Linked DNA regions of Homo sapiens: region 2 is linked to region 1. Evidence: read pairs that join two places in POLR2A ChIA-PET (ENCODE). Cell type or tissue: OCI-LY7. All regions are shown on one strand. Links, peaks and the distances in the headings refer to the core of each region. The heading gives the core; the rest is flanking DNA.

Evidence for each region. ChIA-PET counts read pairs that join two places held together with the same protein. Peaks named below come from ENCODE experiments on the same cell type or tissue, not always from the same donor. Only the 100,000 strongest peaks of a DNase experiment are listed, where the experiment ranks them.
Region 2: POLR2A ChIA-PET joins it to region 1 with 8 read pairs; 3 of 35 experiments call an interaction of 5 or more read pairs at or near these places.

Annotation. Positions count from the first base shown.
Region 1 is chr3:71,084,382-71,094,243 of GRCh38, forward strand. The region is part of intron 7 of FOXP1 (forkhead box P1); the gene reads right to left. It overlaps LOC124906247 (a long non-coding RNA gene), which reads left to right. Exons shown (of 2, transcript XR_007095956.1): 2 at 1-4,334. Among named protein-coding and RNA genes, the nearest start is that of FOXP1-AS1, 200 kb to the right of the region's middle. RefSeq lists an enhancer at 3,463-3,562. In OCI-LY7, for the core only: no CTCF peak of the experiment used is centred there; DNase peaks (open chromatin) are centred at 6,030 and 6,340; H3K4me3 peaks cover 1,434 bases; H3K27ac peaks cover 1,795 bases.
Region 2 is chr3:71,384,044-71,393,905 of GRCh38, forward strand. The region is part of intron 3 of FOXP1 (forkhead box P1); the gene reads right to left. Among named protein-coding and RNA genes, the nearest start is that of FOXP1-AS1, 99 kb to the left of the region's middle. RefSeq lists a silencer at 6,235-6,529 and an enhancer at 8,210-8,289. In OCI-LY7, for the core only: no CTCF peak of the experiment used is centred there; DNase peaks (open chromatin) are centred at 4,868 and 5,368; H3K4me3 peaks cover 1,661 bases; H3K27ac peaks cover 1,808 bases.

The DNA.
Region 1 (9,862 bases), core at 4,722-7,221:
TACAATGATTCACTGATTCCTCACCCATGGGTTTGTTTCTCATTTTTCCTGAATCTGATAGTTTATTTTTTGTTCTTGATCCACTCTGCCAAATTATGATAATCTCACTTTCATAGAGTCTGGTAATAAATGATTTAAAGGAATTCATTAGCAACTATTTTATTGTAATACATACATTCTGGAGAAATACACATTTTTCTTCATGGTGGCCTCTTTCAAGCTATCTGACTGAAATCACTTACTGAGACCAGGCATGTTAAAATATAGAATAGATTTTTCATGAATAACCTGCCCTTGCATAGTTAACACTATTTTTCAAAGTCTTTGCTTTCTCCTAAATAAAATGATTTTTTAAAATAAATCATTGTTGGCCAGGCGCAGTGGCTCATGCCTGTAATCCCAGAACTTTGGGAGGCTGAGGTGGGGGAATCGCTGGAGCCCAGGAGTTCGAGGCCAGCCTGTGCAACACAGCAAGACCCCGTCTCTACTAAAAACACAAAAATTACCTGGGTGTGGTGTTGGGTACCTGTTAATCCCAGTTACCAGGGAGGATGAGGCACAATAGTTGCTTGAATAAATAAACAAACAAATCAATCAATCAATCATTGTTTAAATATATGGATTTGGGCATAAAATAGTCATTCCTTGTTAGTGGCTGTTCATTTCTTTCACTCAAAGAATTTGCCAAAAGCCACTTATTTCTATGCATTTTCTGTCCAGCTCTGTAACAGCTTGCAACTACTTTTTTTCTTCCACTTAGCTTTTTGCTTTTCTTTTCTGAGACGAGGTCTCACTCTGTCCCCCAGGCTGGAGTACAGTGACACAATCACAGCTCACTGCAACCTCAACCTCCCATGGTCAAGCAATCCTCCCATGTCAGCCTCCTAAGTAGCTGCGACTCCAGGTGCATAACACCACATTCAGCTAATTTAAAAAAAAATTTTTTTTTGTAGAGATAGGGTCTCCCTGTGTTACCCAGGCTGGTCCCGAAGTCCTGGCCTCAAGCAATTCTCTTGCCTTGGCCTCCCAAAGTGCCTCACATCACAGGTGTGAGCTACTACGCCAGGCCCCACTTAGCTTTTTTTACTTCACCCCATTAATATTTAGTATCCCAAAGTTTCATTTATTTTCCTGTTACTGTGAAATTCCAGGTGAAGATTACTGGGCTCCTATGGCTTCAGCTTTTTACTATTAAGGAATATTATATTAGAATCATCAACAACAATCCAGTGAAATTCTAATAACATTATTAGCACCTTTCGTTAAGCGTATGTCACATGCTGTGTGTCTCTAGCTGGGTGCTTTATGTCCAAGTTTTCATTTGGTTCTTGTATGGTGGGTATCATTTATGGCCTTTTTTTTTTTTTTACATGGAGTCTCACTGTGTTGCCAGACTGGAGTGCAGTGGTGTGATCTTGGCTCACTGCAACCTCCGCCTCCTGGGTTCAAGCGATTCTCCTGCCTCAGCCTCCTGAGTAGCTGGGACCACAGGCGGGTGCCACCACACCCAGCTATTTTTTGTATTTTTAGTAGAGACAGGATTTCACCATGTTGGCCAGGATGGCCTTGATCTCTTGACCTCGTGATCTGCCCGCCTTGGCCTCCCAAAGTGCTAGGATTACAGGCGTGAGCCACCGCACATTTACGGCCATTTTATAGACAAAGAAACAAAGTTTTCTATTTTGCCCAAGGTCATGGTGGCAGGTCACGATTCAAACATGAATCCTTTGTTTCTAAAGCCTAAAGAGACTCAGGATGACATGGCTGAAAATTCTAGCATTGGAACTGCAAATATCGGATTGAAATCCATCACAACTGTATTCTTTGTAGCTGCAAACCTGAAACCAGTGTCTCATGTTGACAACTGGCCTTGCCCATGTTTTGTCCTTGGCCAAGGGGCAAAAAGAAAGCTCTGCCCTCTTTCAGACTGTGCCCATTACAGTTCTAGCTTACTTATCTAGGACTGCTAGTTAATTTCATATTAAGGAAATCTGTGAGCATCCCATGAAAGGGGATCTTCTCTCGTTCTTGCTTATGTGACAACAACATATACAAACATCATTATTATGCAATGTACCGGGGGGAAAGGGAGCACATTTGATAAATGTCATGATAATTTTATTCTTCGGGAATCTAAAATTGCTGTTGCCTTTTCTAATCTCCAGTGTCTCTAGCTGGTCCAGAGATAACGGCTCCCATCCCAGGCTAGAGACTCCATCTCTAATTTCCCCAAGTCTGTCAATGAGAGGCAGGGACTGAAATCCCAAGTTCTGTCTCACCGGATATTTTCCAGGAATGCCTCTCTTCCAAATCATCAGCGACATTTAACATGACCCTGAGCAGCAAACTTCTGCCCCAGAGGAAAGCAGAAAACCAATTTATGTAAAATTAAAAGCGATTTGCTTGATCCATCACTTGCTTCCACTCCCGTCCCACTTTCAACTGCAACACATTCAGCTGGAATTACAGGCTACCTCTTCGTCCTGCACTGGGGCATAGAATCTATCTATGCACAACCATGGAGAACAAACATTACAGAGAAAATAATGACTTTGGAAGCACCAGGCACCCTACCCAAACACAAGCTACATGTGTGTTCACAGATGGAAACTAACGGCTGTTTACCCTGAAGGCCCCATAAGAAAAATGCAGTCACCATAACAGTAAAATGCAACTTACTATTCAACATGAAACAAAGTGAGATAAAGAGAGGGCTAGGGACTGAATTCCAACAAAGAGCTCTTATAGTACCTTGGATTTCCTCGGGACAGTCCACACCATTCAAGAGCTGTGCAGGCCCTGAAGAGGTGAGCTGCACAACTGATGAGATCAAAAGACCAAGGCAGGAAAAGGGTTGCAGGTTAGCTCAGTTCTTTGTTGGGTGGGTCAGAGAACAGAACTCATGTGACATCATTTTGTGTCTTGCTCTGGAGGTGCACTTAGCAAAGCCAGAAATCCAATGTTAATTGATCAAACAACGACAACAAAATACCGGTTTTGTCTGGCAAAGGATTATGCAACATATTGATGTAAACGGCATCGAGCCGCATCAGAGGTACTCTGACCATTTCCTTGATGCAACAAATAAGGGCACGCATTCCTTGTCAGTGCATCACAAAATGACAACAAAAGTCATCCAAGGTTTCCTGTTGAGAGATGCCAGCTGGTATTGACAAAGGCTTAAGAGTGTCTTTCTCAGACCTCTGTGGTTTAGCACTTTGTCAAAACAGGATACTATTTAAATTAAAAATTTACTGATTCAAGTTCAGAAAAACCCTGCTTTGCTGTTTTTATAACCAAATTTGTGGGTGGGGAAACTTTGACCTTTATTTTTTCTTTTTTTATGACACCTTATATGGGTCTGAGAAGGTACTATATTTAGCAGGCTAGATTTGAGAACTAAGGTGTCTAAGCAAGATGACTATCACTTTCTATGAATTACTGTACATGTGAAATCATGGGCTTGTTATATTATGCAAAAGCGACTCATGTGAAACAAACAAAAATACCTGTTTGCATGTATAAGTTTTGTAAAATCTTTGTGGGGAGAGAAAGGGGAAATACACACTAGACTAGGCCACGGCATAATGTACCTCCCATGTGAATCTGGCTTAGTGTGCAAATGTATGTTTTCAGAGAAGGCTAAGCCAGGGCTGTAAGACTATGGTCAAAAAAGCAAAGCTGACGGTCAACCATAAGCAGTGCAGTGGTGAGAACCAAGATGCTGGGGAATAGATGGAGTCTCTGGAAATTGCGAAAGAGCAACCAAGCTTGTTTCTGATTGGGGGCTCTTAAACTTGCTCTTCCCCGAACCTGAAACTTTCTTCCCTAGATAGACGCAAGACTCAGTCCCTCACTCAGTCAAGGTCTCTACTCAAAGACCATTTCCTCAGAGTCCTTCCCTGGCCAGCCAGTCAAACATGGGACTGTCATCACCACGGTGTTTATCTTAATCTACTTTGTTTTCTTACAGATTTCATCGTCACACAACATGTGGTGATACATTGTTTTGTTTTTTGTTTTTTTTTTTTTGGCTTACCAGTTTAATGTCCCATAAGAATGTAATCTCCCGGCTGCTTTCTCTGCTGCTCACTCTAGGTGCCTCACTCTAGGTGTCTAGGTCAACACAACCACCCAATAATTTGTCAGATGTTTGTTGAACAGGGAATCTCATGAACAGTCTATTTGAGTTGCGTAAAGGATCTCATTATTTTTCTTGAACTTTCACCTGTCTAGCTAACTATTTATGGGAAAGGTACTAACAAAGTCATTCCAATGATGTCAAAGACTTCTGAGACACCAGAGATGCAGTTAGATATAAATATTAAACTACTTATTTTGCCTTAAAATCACTCTGAGATTATCTTTGAAGGTCTTACAGCTTTGAGAATATGCAACTTCCCATTGTTTAGGGGGAAACGCTGGAGGAAATTTGCATAATTTGAGAAAGAAATCGAACTCACCAAATACCTTAGTGCAGTTCATCTCTTTTGTCAATCTCTCTTTCTTATTAGTACAGGCAAATCTTTTAGTGAAGTGAATAATACTTTGGCCAATGACCTTACGCCAAGAGTACACCAGTGCTCAGGTCACATTTTGACCTTTCTTCCATCCAACATAGCTGAAGGATATGACACTTTATAAACAATTACACTGACTTGCTCTTACTCTGATTCTAAATAGGGCTAATGAGGAGGTTGGAATCAGTGGCACCCAACCTCCGAAACAAGCCCCAAAGATTCTCACCATTTGGTATTCATGCCTTGGATAGTACCTTCCAACACCATGTCAGGGCCGGTCTCTGTGACCAATAAATATGGCAGAAGTAATGGTATGTGATTTCCAAGGCTAGGTCACAACTTGGATCACTCTGGGAAAAGCCAGCTGCCACATCACAAGGGCACTGAAGTCACACTATGGAGAGGTCCACAGCCTGAGAACTTGAGGCCTCCTGCTGACAGCCATGTGAGCGAGCCATCTTGGAAGCGGCTCCCCTAGCCCCAATCATGCCCCAGCCTCACATTTTGACTGCAATCTCATGAGATGCTATGAGCCTGAACCACCCAGCTAAGCCACTCCCCTATCTCTGACTCACAGAAAGTGTGTAAAAGAATAAATGTTTAAACTGTAAGACACTAAGGTTTGGAGTAAATAACAGAGTTATCCAAATCTGATCATGAGGGCAGTTGCATGTCATCTGGCTTGCACACACTTTCTTCCTGCAGGAACACTCTTCCCTGCCCCATCCTTGCCACATGGGGATCACTACTACCCACAGTCCTAGTTAAGAAAGAGGAACTCTAATTTTCACAAGGCAGCCAGTTTAAAAAGACATCAGTCTATAATCAGGGTACAAAGATACAAAGAAATCAAGAATTCCAAAATGCCTGGGCTCTAGCTGGGCCACTATAGCGTGCTGTTGCCTTTGAGACTCTGAGGTGAATCTGTTCATGAAACCTTGAGCCACTTAGAAGAGGGATAGACAGCAGACAGGCAGGCTACTGAAATGAGTTGAAGTCCATGGCAAAGTGGGAATGGGCAGCATTTCTCTGCTCCAGATAACTGGTGCTATGTATATTGCTTGAACTTCTGATTTTTTTCTTTTTTAGGAGATGACAGAAAATGAGATTTTCATGGGAAATCTCCAGATTTTTTAAATCTTTGCAAAGAAAAAGAAAGCCTTCAAAAAGTTCGAACCAAAAAAAGGTTAAATGTTGTGTGCATAAACAAAACAGTATCTAGCCTGCGGGCCATCAGTTTGCAATCTCTAATGGGGAATCAATTCCTTACTTTCTTCAACCTTGCTCCCATCATAAAACAAATCTCTCGATTCCTATTTTCAAGAAATTTCATTTTCTAAGCTTCTTTCACATTTTTCTTGGATATTCCCATGTTTTTCAACTAAACAGTACCTCCCTGTTTGTAACAGAGTTGTCACGATGGCTGTTAGAAAACATTTGCCCCGTTTTTCATAAGTGCAGTATGTAATGTGATAATACAGAAGTGAAAGAACAAGTCTCCTGCAGGTGTGAGGAGAACCACCCTTGGGGGGAAAAAGTAACAGGGCAATGAAGAGTAACAAATTACTCAGTCCCCAGGAGAAGCAAGTCAACTCTAACTAGAAGGCTTGATGAAAAGATAATTTTATAATCCATGCTTCCCTTCCCAACACATCAAGACACAATAAAATGAGCATACTCCCTGATCTTCTTTGCATATATGTAACTATAATGTCAAATAAAAAATAACTGTGCAACTGCCTCCTTAAGAGTGCAGGGAAGAACTAGGAGGGGGTCAGAGTGGGGAAGCATGATCATTGCACTCTGTCTTTTCTTCTCAGCAGTTGCACTGCCATTACAGGAGAGCTAGGGTCCTGCACAGAAGACCTACAGAAGTGAACAATTCACTGTAGAATTTGCAACCCATCTGGCATATATCAAAGATTCAGAGACGATAACATAGGTATATGATAACATAGGTATGGCCATTCTAAATGCACTTCGCTCTGAAATGCATAGGGGGTTGACAACTGCCACTCTCTGCCCATCTACTACCATCAGAAAGCCTCAGTATTATATAAAATTCAATTTTTTGTGTGTCCAGACCACTGTAGGATCTCACAAGTAATAACCCAAACCAACATCATCATAATATAATGATCAGAACAACAGCTATAAGAAGGGCAGGTAACATTTTGAGCTACAGGTGCCAGATTCTGTGTGTGTGTGTGTGTGTGTGTGTGTGTGTGTGTATTCTTAAATTAATCCTCTGAATTAATCTGCTGGGTAGACATTTCTACTTTATAGAAGCTCAAAAGTGAGCTTTAGCCCAGGCACGGTGGCTCACGTCTGTAACCCCAGCACTTTGGGAGGCCAAGGTGGGTGGATCACCTGAGGTCAGGAGTTCGAGACCAGCCTGACCAACATGAAGAAACCCCGTCTCTACTAAAAATACAAATAAAATGAGCTGGGCATGGTGGCACATGCCAGTAATCCCAGCTACTTGGGAGGCTGAGGCAGAAGTGCTTGAACCCGGGAGGCGGAGGTTGTAGTGAGCCGAGATCGCACCACTGCATGCCAGCCTGGGTGACAGAGCAAGACTCCGTCTCAAAACAAAACAAAACAAAACAAAACAAAACAAACAAACAAAAAAAAAACTGAGCTTTACTTGGACAAGGTCCCAGAGATGGTAAATGATGGTTTTTAGAATTTGGGTCTATCTACTCCAAAGAGTTACCAAATTAAGCTTAATTGTCTCATCAATATCTCAAGCTCAAGATTAAGGGTAACCCCAAGCTTTTTCCTAACCAGTTAACATATTCAACCAATGAATGTAATGCTATGACATTATGAGTCTAAAATAAAATATAATTCTCAATTATAGAATTATTAATAAAACAAAGACCAATAAACTTCACAGCTGGGAGAGAGGTATGAGAAACACAACTGTAATCAACATTTGGAAATAAGAAACAAAGTTCAAGGATCTGGCTTTTACAAAAGCCAACAGGAAAATCACGATGTAGGCTGAGTGCCATGACTCACGCCTGTAATTCCAGCACTTTGGGAGGCCGAGGCAGGCAGATCACTTGAGGTCAGGAGTTTGAGACCAGCCTGGCCAACATGGTGAAACCCCGTCTCTACTAAAAATACAAAAATTAGCCGGGCATGGTGGCACACGCCTGTAGTCCCAGCTACTTGGGAGGCTGAGGCAGAAGAATCGCTTGAACCCAGGAGGTGGAGGTTGTAGTGAGCTGAGATCGCACCACTGCACTCCAGCCTGGGCGACAGAGTGAGAGACTCTGTCTCAGAAAAAAAACAAAAAACAAAAAAAAACAAAATTAGCTGGGCATGGTGGTGCACGCCTGTAATCCCAGCTACTCGGGAGGCTGAGGCAGGAGAATCGCTTGAACCTGGTGAGTTAGGGAGGAGGTTGCAGTGAGCAAGATGGCATCACTGCACTCCAGCCTGGGTGACAGAAGGAGGCTCCATCTCAAAAAAAGAAAAAAAAGAAAACCAGGATGTGCCAGTCTGTGTCTCTAAGAGGGAGGGCAAGTACAGAGACCCTTGTGGGACCCTAAAATCAGTATCAGCGGAAACTGAAGGTCACGTTCCTCCCCCTCAGATTGAGGACAGGAGGAGGCTGGTCTGTGGAACCGAAGCAAACCTTAGATGGAAGGAAACTTTCAGAGGAAATGATTTAAGCTTTTTTGGTAAGTAGGGTATTTTTCAAATTCTTTTAGAAGTTCTTATTTCCATCTTAAGCCTGCACAAATAAAAATAATTGTCAGTTTTCAAATGTGAGGGAGGGCGTTTGGCTTATTTTCCTTCAAACTTCCAGGTCTTGGGAGTTTTTCTTATTTTGAAGGAAAACTTGAGCTCCCACAGAGAAAATGGAGGCAGTAGATGTTCCCAGAGATGACTGGAGTATTGTCTTACACTGGTAGCAATACAGTAAAAGAAGGATATAGAGAGACACGTGACAAAGAGTTGCACAGATATACTTTAGAGATATATGAAGACACCACATTAAAAGAGATTAGTTCTTGATTTTTCATCAGGAAGACATATTTACCAAATGCTTTAAAAGGCAAAAAAGCTCAGGCGTGGTGGCTCACGCCTATAATCCCAGCCCTTTGGGAGGCCAAGGCAGGCAGATCACCTGAGGTCAGGAGTTTGAGACCAGCCTGGCCAACATGGTGAAACCCCGTCTCTACTAAAAATACAAAAATTAGCCGGGCATAGTGGCACACGCCTCAGCTACTTGGGAGGCTGAGGCAGAAGAATCGCTTGAACCTGGGAGGCAGAGGGTGCAGTGAGCCAAGATCGCACTAGTGCACTCAGCCTGGGCGACAAGAGCAAGACTCCATTTCAAAAAATAAAAATAAAAATGAAAAAAAAAAAAATTAAAAAAAGCAAAAGAACATTCTAGATAGCACTGTCCAATAGATCTTTTCACAATGATGGAAATGTTCTATATCTGCATTAATCAAAATAATAGCCACTGGCCACATATGGCTATTTAAATTTAAATTTATTTAATGTAAATACAATTTAAAAATCCAACTCTTTGACTGTACTAGCCACATTTCAAGTTCTGTTCCTGTGTGTGTTCCCAGTTTAGGAACAGAACTTGAAATGTGGCTAGTACAGATTACCTCTGTTAGTACATTTATTACATCATATTATAATTCTCTGTTCAGTTTCAACTGTGATATAAGGACTAAGAAATATGCAATTCTCTACTTCAGTACTAAGCAGGATCGGTACACTACAGGCACATAATAAATGTTAGAATGAGGATAAGTGAATAGATGGATGGATGAAAGAATCACTAAGCCTCTGGTCTGTTCTCACATTTACTTCCCAGAGGCCTTGCTCTCAGAATCGCTATGTCATTTACACCAAACTTTAAAACCAAATGAATCCTATGATTATAATAATATCAATAAAGATCAAAATGAGACTTAGATATTGTTGATGGTGATGGTAACGATAAAAATCAATAATCTTCTCATGAGAATGCTGTATTCTTGCCTCTCAGTAACATTGTTCTCTATCAGTTCCCAAACATTTTGGTAAGAAAGCTGTTTTCTTGTTTTTCATGTGTTTTTCCCTATAAATTCAGTAAGTTTCTAGATGCCCAAGCTCCTTCTCCCAAAGGTGTCCTAGAGACCAAACCTGAACTTTGAAGCCAGGGGCCAAAAACTTTCTCTATAAAAGGCCAGAGAATAAATATTTTAGGCACTGCAGGACGCACAGTCTCTGTCGCACCCACTCATCTCTGCTGAAAGCAGCCATAGACAGAAAAACAAGTTCACAATGGCTGTATTCCAATAAAGCTATAGTTGTGGACACTGAAA
Region 2 (9,862 bases), core at 3,306-5,805, 300 kb after region 1:
CTGCCTCTACTAAAAATACAAAAAAATTAGCCAGGCATGGTGGTGTAAGCCTGTAGTCCCAGTTATGTGGGAGGCTGAGGCAGGAGAATCGCTTGAACCCCCAGAGGTGGAGGTTGCAGTGAGCTGAGATCGCCCGTTGCAATCTGGGCAACAGAGTGGGACTCCGTCTCAGCAAAACAAACAAACAAACAAACAAACAAACCAACAAACAAACAGGCTGTTAAACATCCTTCCAAATTTCTCTGATGCAAACTTCCTCCAACTCCCTAAACTTCCACGGTCTGTGTGAGCTGTGTGGAAGGAAATTGTGGAAAGAAGCTAATTTCTAACTCTGAGAGAAGAGAGAAAAGCAACGGAAACAAGGAATATCAAGAGTTCTCTAACAAAAATCCACCACGAAAACAAAGCCTCCAGAAATGCTCATTGGAATTCCCACAGGGTATAAGATAAAAGTTCAAGCCAATTTTATTAGAATCTCAAAAGTCAAAGTGACCTCAGCTGATAAATGACTTAAAGCATTATGACAAAGCTCTCAGTAATGTGGCCAATTGGAGACTCTCAGAAGAAATGTGAACGACATTCTGAGTTGACACTGGTATGAGGACCTGCAGCATCTTATCACATATATTTTCCTAAAACAATTGTCACCAACTGTAAAGGGTTCAGGTGAATTTCATATCACTGGCAGTCTGAGTGGTGGAGTGGGTGGCAATGAAAGCTTTTTAATTTTAAGGTGTTCCAAATAACTCTAACCATTTAGGAAATGGCCATGTAAGGAATTAAGAAGTAGAAGCTTAAGGCTACTAGCATGGGAAGGCAATTTTTGTCAGGGTGACACATTTTCTAGAACCCTGAAAGGAAATCACTTAGTGGTATCTTGAAAGAAAAAGAAACGGGCACTCTCTCAGCCCTTCAATCAACAACACAAAACAGACTTGAGCAATAATACAGCATTTCTTTGGCTACAGGAAAAACAAAAACAGAACACAACACAACATCAGTGACCCTGAAGTGTGTGCTGTTAACCTTCTTAGTAATTAAGAAGGGGCACGGGAAAAGGAAGTAAAAAAAAAAAAAAATCCTAACTGCAATCCTTCATTGGCAAAAGCAATGCTTCTCATATGCATTTCGGCAGATGAATGGATTTGCAAAGGAGAGACATACCAACCCAAATGAAAAGTTAACACATTTACTGACCACACTGTCAGCCCTTATTTCACAATAGAATGGTAATCTTGCTGAATTCTTTAAAACTGTATTATAAATCACCTAACATTTACTAGAGCATTTAAAGTTGCCAGGCTTCTGTGGAGGAATGCATTTTGAGGGGTATAAAATTCTGCGTGTTGGCCTGAACCACACGTACACAAAGTAAACCCCATTTTCCCTCTACTGCTCTCAAACTGCAGCAGCAGGGAGCAGAACCTGCCCCAATCAGCTGCTCTGGGGAGAGACTGACGCCTACCCCACTCTTCCTCTCCCCACTTGCTGAGGTGGGAAAGGCTCCCAAGAATACATATGTGAGCATAAGAGAACAGCGCATGCTCATGAATAAGATACATATACAAACACACACAGTAATACATATGAATGTATATAGGAATACATATATAAATATGTACATGAATATGTATACAAACATGAATATGTATAGGTATGTGTCTGAAGCATGGCCTACAAATCTGTCATCTCCAATGTGCAGAAAGATTTTTCTTTATCTCCTAAGACTGATTTATATCGTGGTCTCCTTCTCCAGCCACTTTCTTTTCCCCGCACCTCTCTAAATGTACCAGTCTCACTCTTTCTACTGGCTTCTGTGGCTTCAGATCCACATCTCCAGCCCTGACTATCTTCGTAACCTCTAGTTCAATGTGTATTTCATCACCTTCCAAAAGACTCTGCCTGAAATTAACGTCTGCACCTCAAGCCACATCCAAACCTCAGCTCATCCCTTCCCAGCCTGCCCTCTCTCCTCTTCCATTAGCAAGGGATAAGAATACCAACTCCATTCTCCCAATCATCTGTCTTTCACACCAAGTACCGCCCAAAACGTTAAGGATTTTGGGACCTCTCCATCACTGCCTTTCCAATCTCATCAAACACTCAACTGCAGACTGTAGTTGCCGCTCTTCAGAACATCACAATTTCCTCCTATCTGGGCTCCTCACTACATTGCTTTGAAATATGACAGATGAATTATCCCAGAGCACAGTTCTGACCAGAGACTCCTCTGCTCAAAAATCCCTGGTTGTGCCCACTGGCAATAGAGTCAGTCCTCAAAAGGCTGATTCTTAAGCCACAGAGTCTAATTTGAAATCTTGGCTCCATCTGACCATTGCGTGCCCAGGGTAAGATCACATGACTTTTCCAAGACTCAGTCTTCTCATCTCTGTTAACTACGCATAATAATAGAATCACGCCCTGTGCGGTGGCTCATGCCTGTAATCCCATTACTTTGGGAGGCCAAGGTGGGCAGATCACGACCTCAAAAGATCAAGACCATCCTGGCCATTATGGTGAAACCCCGTCTCTACTAAAAATACAAAAAAATTAGCTGGGCGTGGTAGCGCATGCCTGTAGTCCCAGCTACTCGGGAGGCTGAGGCAAGAGAATCACCTGAACCCGGGAGGCAGAGGTTACAGTGAGCCAAGATGGTGCCACTGCACTCTAGCCTGTTGACAAAGCAAGATTCCGTCTCAAAAAAAAAAAAAAAAAAAAGAATCACCTTCCTTGGAAGCTTATTACCAGTAAAATAATACAATGAATTGTCAACCACTAAGCTTGATGCCTTGCCCATAGCAAATGTTATCTGCCATTAGTATTTAATATTAATATTAATTAATGTTACTGAATTCTTTACTCCTTAACTCTGAATTTGAGGTTCTCCATCTTACATCAGCTACCTTTCCAACCTACTAATATTTTCTCTTTTCTCCTCTATGAGCTCTGTGTACCAACCAAAGGAATTGTTCATTGCTCTGAGCACCAAGATTTTTAGACTTTGTTGCTTATTCACCCAGCTGCCATGAGCCAGAAATCCCCTAACCCAAATATCTAATGTTTATATTTTCAGCAAGCTCTAGCTGAAATGCTTCATGACGGTAACAAAATATCTTATTTCTTTCGACACTTTATTCCTAAGGACAGAATTTGAATATGAACTTTTGCTTTTTCAAAGTTGCCTACATAAACATCAGAATAGGGCAGGAGGTACTGGAATCAAATGCTGGTCTCGTGCACACAATGGGGCATAGTGCATCTCTCAGAACACCAAAGTCTAAAACTGGGTTAATAACTTCATCACCTTGAAGTCTTCCACCATTAGTTAGTAAATATATCCCTTTTTCTTGATTAACTCAATATTGTATTGCTACAATTGGAATAATTAAGGATTTTATAGCTAAGACATCTAAAATTGTATTTCTTTCTCTTTCTCATTATAAGTAAGGATTTCAGATGTTTTAATGAGCCATCATAACAAGTTTTAGCATCAGTGAAACCACTTCACACCTGAATGACTTAATATTGTCTGTAATCTGTCTCTTTGAATTCACATTGGTTTTTTTCCATAAAAATGTATCAACTTCTTGCTGTGCGTATGAACGAATGCATAACAATTCTTAAAAGCGATATATGCATGTGTGATGATTACACATTATAAACTCAATAACCACACCCATGTGTCATCTTCAAATGGTATTTATTAAGGACCCATGTGTTCATGCGGCATGACACAAACAAAGTCGTTGTTCAATCCAGCTTCTATTTATTTCAACGTCTAATGCTCTTAAGAGAATGGGTGGTTCTCTGTTATTGAAAAAAAGTTTGTAACTGTCAAAACAAGAAACTGACTTGGTTATAGTCAGAGGCTTACGATGCCAATACCAAACCAATGCCAGAACATATAATAAAAAGAAAAGTTCTGTCAATTTTTCCCGAAAGTCTGTTTCTATGCATTACCCATATATCCAGCCAATTCAAAAGGGATGAAAAGTAAAAATTCTCTGCTGTAATATAGCCAATGCAGCCAGTGGATTTCCTTTTCTAACTTTATTTTTTTTAATGTCCTGTAGACTCATCGTAAATCATTTCCAATCTAATTCTCTGGCTTCCCAATTTTAACTGTCGGCCTTATTTAAAGAATGGCCTCTATATTTAACAGATTCCATATCCATTCTGAGAGCTAGTAAGCTAAAAAAGATGTTCTAAATGCATCATTCAACTGCGTGACTTTTTAAGCAGCTTAAATGTTAAACGGCCCAATTGTCTTACCTAGCAGTGATTTGAAAACTATATAGATGGCTTTCTACTAATGAAGAAAATTATAGTTTAGTGCACGTTCCGCAGCTCGCCCTTCTAGGTTTCAGGTGAAATGTTTTTATAGCCGTGTATTCTCTAAATCTACCCGAACATGCATTACTTCATCAACATCAGAAAACATAAGAATTCAAAATTAACGTTAAGTACAAATTTTCCTTTTATCTGAAGATACACATTGTAACACCGGTTATTATTTTTTTAACCTGTTGACTATTAGGGCTTTTATTAAAATGAAAAATTAAATGAAGTTTCCTAAAGCACAAGGTAACACTTAGTTGCTTTCAAGGGTGCTCAAGGGAGAAAAAGGGAAGAAGAAAAAAACATAGTGGCAGTTACAACAAATTAACAACATATAATAAAAATGCCATAAACATGCGGCATACATAATAAATCTAATCAAGTCTACAAGGCGGACAGATAAAAATGATTAACTGCCACTATCCTTGAAAAGAAAAGAAAAATTTTGTCCCTAGCTATTCATCACAGCTAATGTTCTGACCCTAAATCTAACGTGTAGAGCGAATGGTCTTTATAGTAACACACTGTACCAAGTAGAATGGCCTTTTCACTTCCTATTTTATTTTCTGAGAAATCGAGATAACAAAAATGTCAGAGCTACTTTTTAACTAAAGGTGTGGCTTTGGGAGGATGTTAATAAAGGTTCTCAGAATCTTTATCTCTATCATTAGAAATTTTTAAATAACCAAAAAAAATTTAGTATTTGTGTACTGATAGGACAAAAATATTACATATCTTGAGGCAACATTCCATCACTTTTTATTGGCTGACTGCATTCATTTCCTGATTCCGATATGGTGCAAATTCAGTGAGGCCTCCAATCAATTAGGACTCCATATGCTATATCTGTAAGCGGCGGGGGGGGGGGGGGCCGGGGGGGGCGGGTTATAAATTTCACCTAAAGGAAATGTAGGAAAACTGAGGCTTTCCTACAAGGGAGGGTCTGTGGCTCACAAAGGCCTGCATCACTTTCATGAGCGACACCTGCGTTCCTCTTGGCACAGGATCATCTCGATAGGTAGCAGGTTTATGACTGCTTTGCTTTTATAAGTGCTGTTGCAGTAAGGGTTACCTGAAGTGAGGATGAACACAACGACGTGTACAAAACAAATATAATAAAATAAATTAAATAAGGTGGAAAAAAACTGAAGTGGTTCAAATGAACAAACTCCTACTTGCTCCTCAAAGAAAACACGAAGAGCTTTCAGAAACATCTCCTCTGAGAGATGCAAGAGAATATGAGTAAATTACAACAATTAAAAACCATTAAAGATAGAATAATTGAGAATACCTGTTTAGGTAACAATGACTTTCTTGAATGCCTCATAACAGAGGTTCTATTTTTAATCACTTTTTTTGCAAAAACTTGCATAATTTAATAATAATTGTGGATTTTTAATTTTTATACATCCACAAGAACATAAAGTGAAAACCATAAATTATACTGACTCCAGCTGTTAAATGTTGGCATTCTGTCTTTAAAAAAAAAAAAAAAAGTTCAAAAATCTGTTTCCTCAAACCAAGGAAATGTGGGAAAAGGCCATCCTGCCAGTGGAAACCTTCAGCAGCAGAAAGCTCAGGCTGCGGTTTCTTGCCGAGGCAGCAAACTCCACTGAAAGAGAAGTCGCTGCCAACTCAAATACTATTTGCTTTCACACCCAAGAACAAACTGTGTGCATGGCGAAGGCATCGAAGGGCTCGGAGCAGCTGGAGAGGACTGCAGAAAGGTAACAGTAGTGTCAGAGCTACTGTAAACTGGTTCTCACTTTTCTATCAGCAAGTTAGCATCCAGGAAAACAACGCAATGCCTTCACCTTGCATCCCAGCAGCCCTAAGTCAGGACCTGCTGTAACTCAAAACCTCCTCTTTCTAAGTCAACAAGCCAAGGGACTTTTCAGAAAAAGAAAAAATCACCCAGACAAAAGAAACACATACTTCAGCAGTGGGATTCTAAGGGCCAAGAGGTTCAGGCTTGAAATGGAGTCATGAGGAATTTCCATATCTCAGTGCGACATGCAACCCACCTTCTCTGTAAGCAGGAAATGCAAAGGAAGTGTTCACTGCAACTTTGTAAACCAAAGGCAGAAAGCTCTGCCAAAGCAAATATCCTTACTGCAAGGCTTCTGCTTAAAAGGTCCTGCAAGTTACAGTTGTGCCTCATGGATGGGCGTCAGTAAGGATGTGTGTGTGTGTGGTGGGGAGGGGGGTTGGGGGGGGCAGTCAAGAATTCTATAGGAAGAGAAAAACAATCCAAGTCTCCAAAAAGCGAAAGGTTTATTCCATGATGACATTCTGTTCCAGTTTCAAGTAAACAAAGGCCAACTTCTTGCAGACATGGCAACTTCTTGCAGACGTGGCCCAAGTTAAAAACGGTTAAATAAGAAAGATTTTAAAAGTTCCTTTGTGCATGCTGCTTTGAAATAAACAGTTCAAATTCTTGTGCAGTGCCGTGTAGTCAGGAAGAGATGAGCCCCCCATCTGAGACAAGCCTCACGTTATCAAACTCTGCCCTCCCCAGGCCTGGCCTGTTGCAAATCCAGAATTAAACACTGTTAATTATTTGCAGGCAAAATCCTTTTCAAAGTAAAAAATCAAATTGTTTGTTCAAAAACTCCTGCTCCATCTAAGTTCCCCCTCCCGCTGAACATCATTACTTCAAAGAGCTCACAAAAATGTCATGGCCTCCAAACATGTATATGAAGGAAATGATGAATCTGTATGAATGGAAGATCTAAGTATTCTCCACTTGTAATAATAACACTCACCTAAAACAAAAATATCACATATTTCCAATTCTAGATTGGACTTTGTCAGGTTTCAATATTAAGAGTCAATTTTATTGACTTCCTCCAGTTTAAATTTAGAAATCTTTTTCTTACTGTCTTAACCACCCATGCCTACTTGCCCCCACTACAAAAAGTTTCATGGTTTAGACATAGGTTGAAAAATCTGCCTAACTAAATAAACAAAGACTGCCTTTCTTTCCAAATAAAAATGAGTTTAAGAATTTGCCTACTGTTCCCCCAAGACACAATCATATAGCAAATTCTCCCACCTCCAAAATGATTGATGTGATGTCTTTCCTTTCTTTCATCATTCCCTACCTTGTCTGGTCGCTGGTGAAAACCAGGAAGCCACAGACACACACTTCGGTCTTTCGCTTGTGCGGGCCTCAATTCTCCAATGCCAGGTTGCTGCCAATGTCCTTGCAGCCAATGGTAAACAGGCCACAAGGTTCAAGTTAACTGCGGAGCGTTACTACACTGAACATCTGGTCATGAATGAACGGATTGCCCACTAACTCTCAGCATTGGGCAGCTGATGAAAAATTCAACATTTTCCTTGTTGGCACAGTTGTTTTGGAGAATTCTCTAGAGCTTCCTGAATTATATTAAGAAAATTTCACTGCAGCAATCTATATCTGTGAGAACAGCTGGTGTTGAAAGGGATCTGCTGCTCTCTCTCTGTGCTGGGGGACCTCATGTTGGATCAGGACACTTTTACTACATTTGTCCTTGAAAACTTAGCCTTCGTTCAGGGGTACAGGGTAAAGCAGGAAAGACAGCTCACGGATGCTGGATTCCACACAGACGAACATCTTAATTCAGAGTGAAAAATCTATTACTCAGTGAAGAAGGCATTAAGATCAAAACAGTTCATTAGAAATAGACCTGTCTCTGAATTTTCTTTAGAAAACATATCTAATCAAAATTATCGTTGGGTTATGATATCAGATTGGTCCTATCAGCATGGCACATTTCCTAAAGATTTTCAGTAGAAAATAATAGTCCTTTATAAAACTCAACTAGATGCAATGTGTCCAAACATTACTTTTTCACCACATAACTGATTTTAAACTCAGCAAAGTGTTTTATTAAACCTAAGGGTGAAACAATTAGAGCAAATCTGATGTAATATGTTACATTATACTCAGCACTGGAAGAGGTCACAGTGACAGAGGTGTCTGAGGCTTAAGAAAAGAAATTCTCTAAAAATATAACAGTCGCGTTTAAAGAAATTAACTTGTTAATGGATATATGTGATATATTACTATTCTTTTTGTTTAAAAAAAAGGAAGTGGTAAACTTAAGTCAAGCTAAATTTAGGCTATTATCTATGCAGCATAAATTTCACTTCTGTGTATAAATGCTAACTTGCATATTTCTCCATGGTAACTAAACTATGATTAAAACAACAGTGAAACCAGCCTTTAAAGCCACCTGTTTAACTAGGAACAACCTAATTTACAAAAATACTTAAACTTTGGAAATTTCATGGGCATCTATATCGTGCTCTTCCCAGTAGAAAGCTCACTTTTCCATGAACATATAATTGCAATGCACTTGGCCTAGGTCGCAATCATTCTTTTTTTAACTAGTGTAATTTTTTTCATGTATTGTTCACGCTAACCTAAGTGGTATTTAAGATTGTAAAGAATAAGACTGTAATAACTCTTTCCAAGAAGAAAGTTATTTTACCGTTTGGAAGGGATTAATTTACCTAGAAAGTATCTTCACATTTTACAAAAAGAACAAATGAAAAAAGTGAGAAAATTCCAAACTGAAATGACTCTTTGAGATGGCAAGCCACATTCAAACTAATTTTTTTATTGAGATAGCCTGATAATTTACTAATGAAGAAATGGGCTATTTTATTGGTGAAATTAAAGAAATAATTATAATATGCCCAAGAATAATAAAAATGTAGGTATAAGCAATATTTTCTTATTTAATTATAAAACATAAAAGTAGGTTTGAATGTGAATCATTTTGAAACCTTAGAATTGGGTTTAGAATTTAAATACTGAAAACCCCATGAAGTTGAAGCATAATCATAATAGGTCAGGTTTGGTGTGAAAATCATGACTCATATTCATGACACATATTCAGAAATGCCTCATACTAAAACTTTATTATAATCAAAAATTGATCCTCAGTTTTTTTTTGTCTCCTGGTCTTTACATGATGTAATGTCTAAGACCACATTTCACACTGTTAAGTAATGATGACTATAGAAGACTCATAATAAAAAAAAAACTCATAAAATGTCACAATTTATAATTTTATGTATACTTGCCTCTCTAATATCATGTACATTTACGCAGTGGATGCTAATTAGATAACAACGGTATTACTATAATGTCTATAAAACCTGCCTTTAAAACCAAATTCCGTTAAAAATAGTCTTTTCAAGCTGACATAGCCCATTTCCAGGGTCATATTTAAAATAATTAGCACCATTGCTAGTAAATGTTCTAATAAAACTTGAAAATGATTTCTAAGCAAAATGCAAAATTCTCTAAACTTAACAAGAAAGTCTTCCAGTAATCTGAGATAATCTTTTGAAAGGGTGTCTGTGAAATCAAAGCAGTTTTAACATTTTAAAGTTCAGAATCTCTAGGGCCACTTACATGGCTCCTGAAAACTACTCTTGGAGAACCTGACCTATGGACTCTCTCATCCCATCTGATTCTTTTTCATTTTTTAAATTTTTTGTAGAGATGGGATCTCACTGTGTTGCCCAG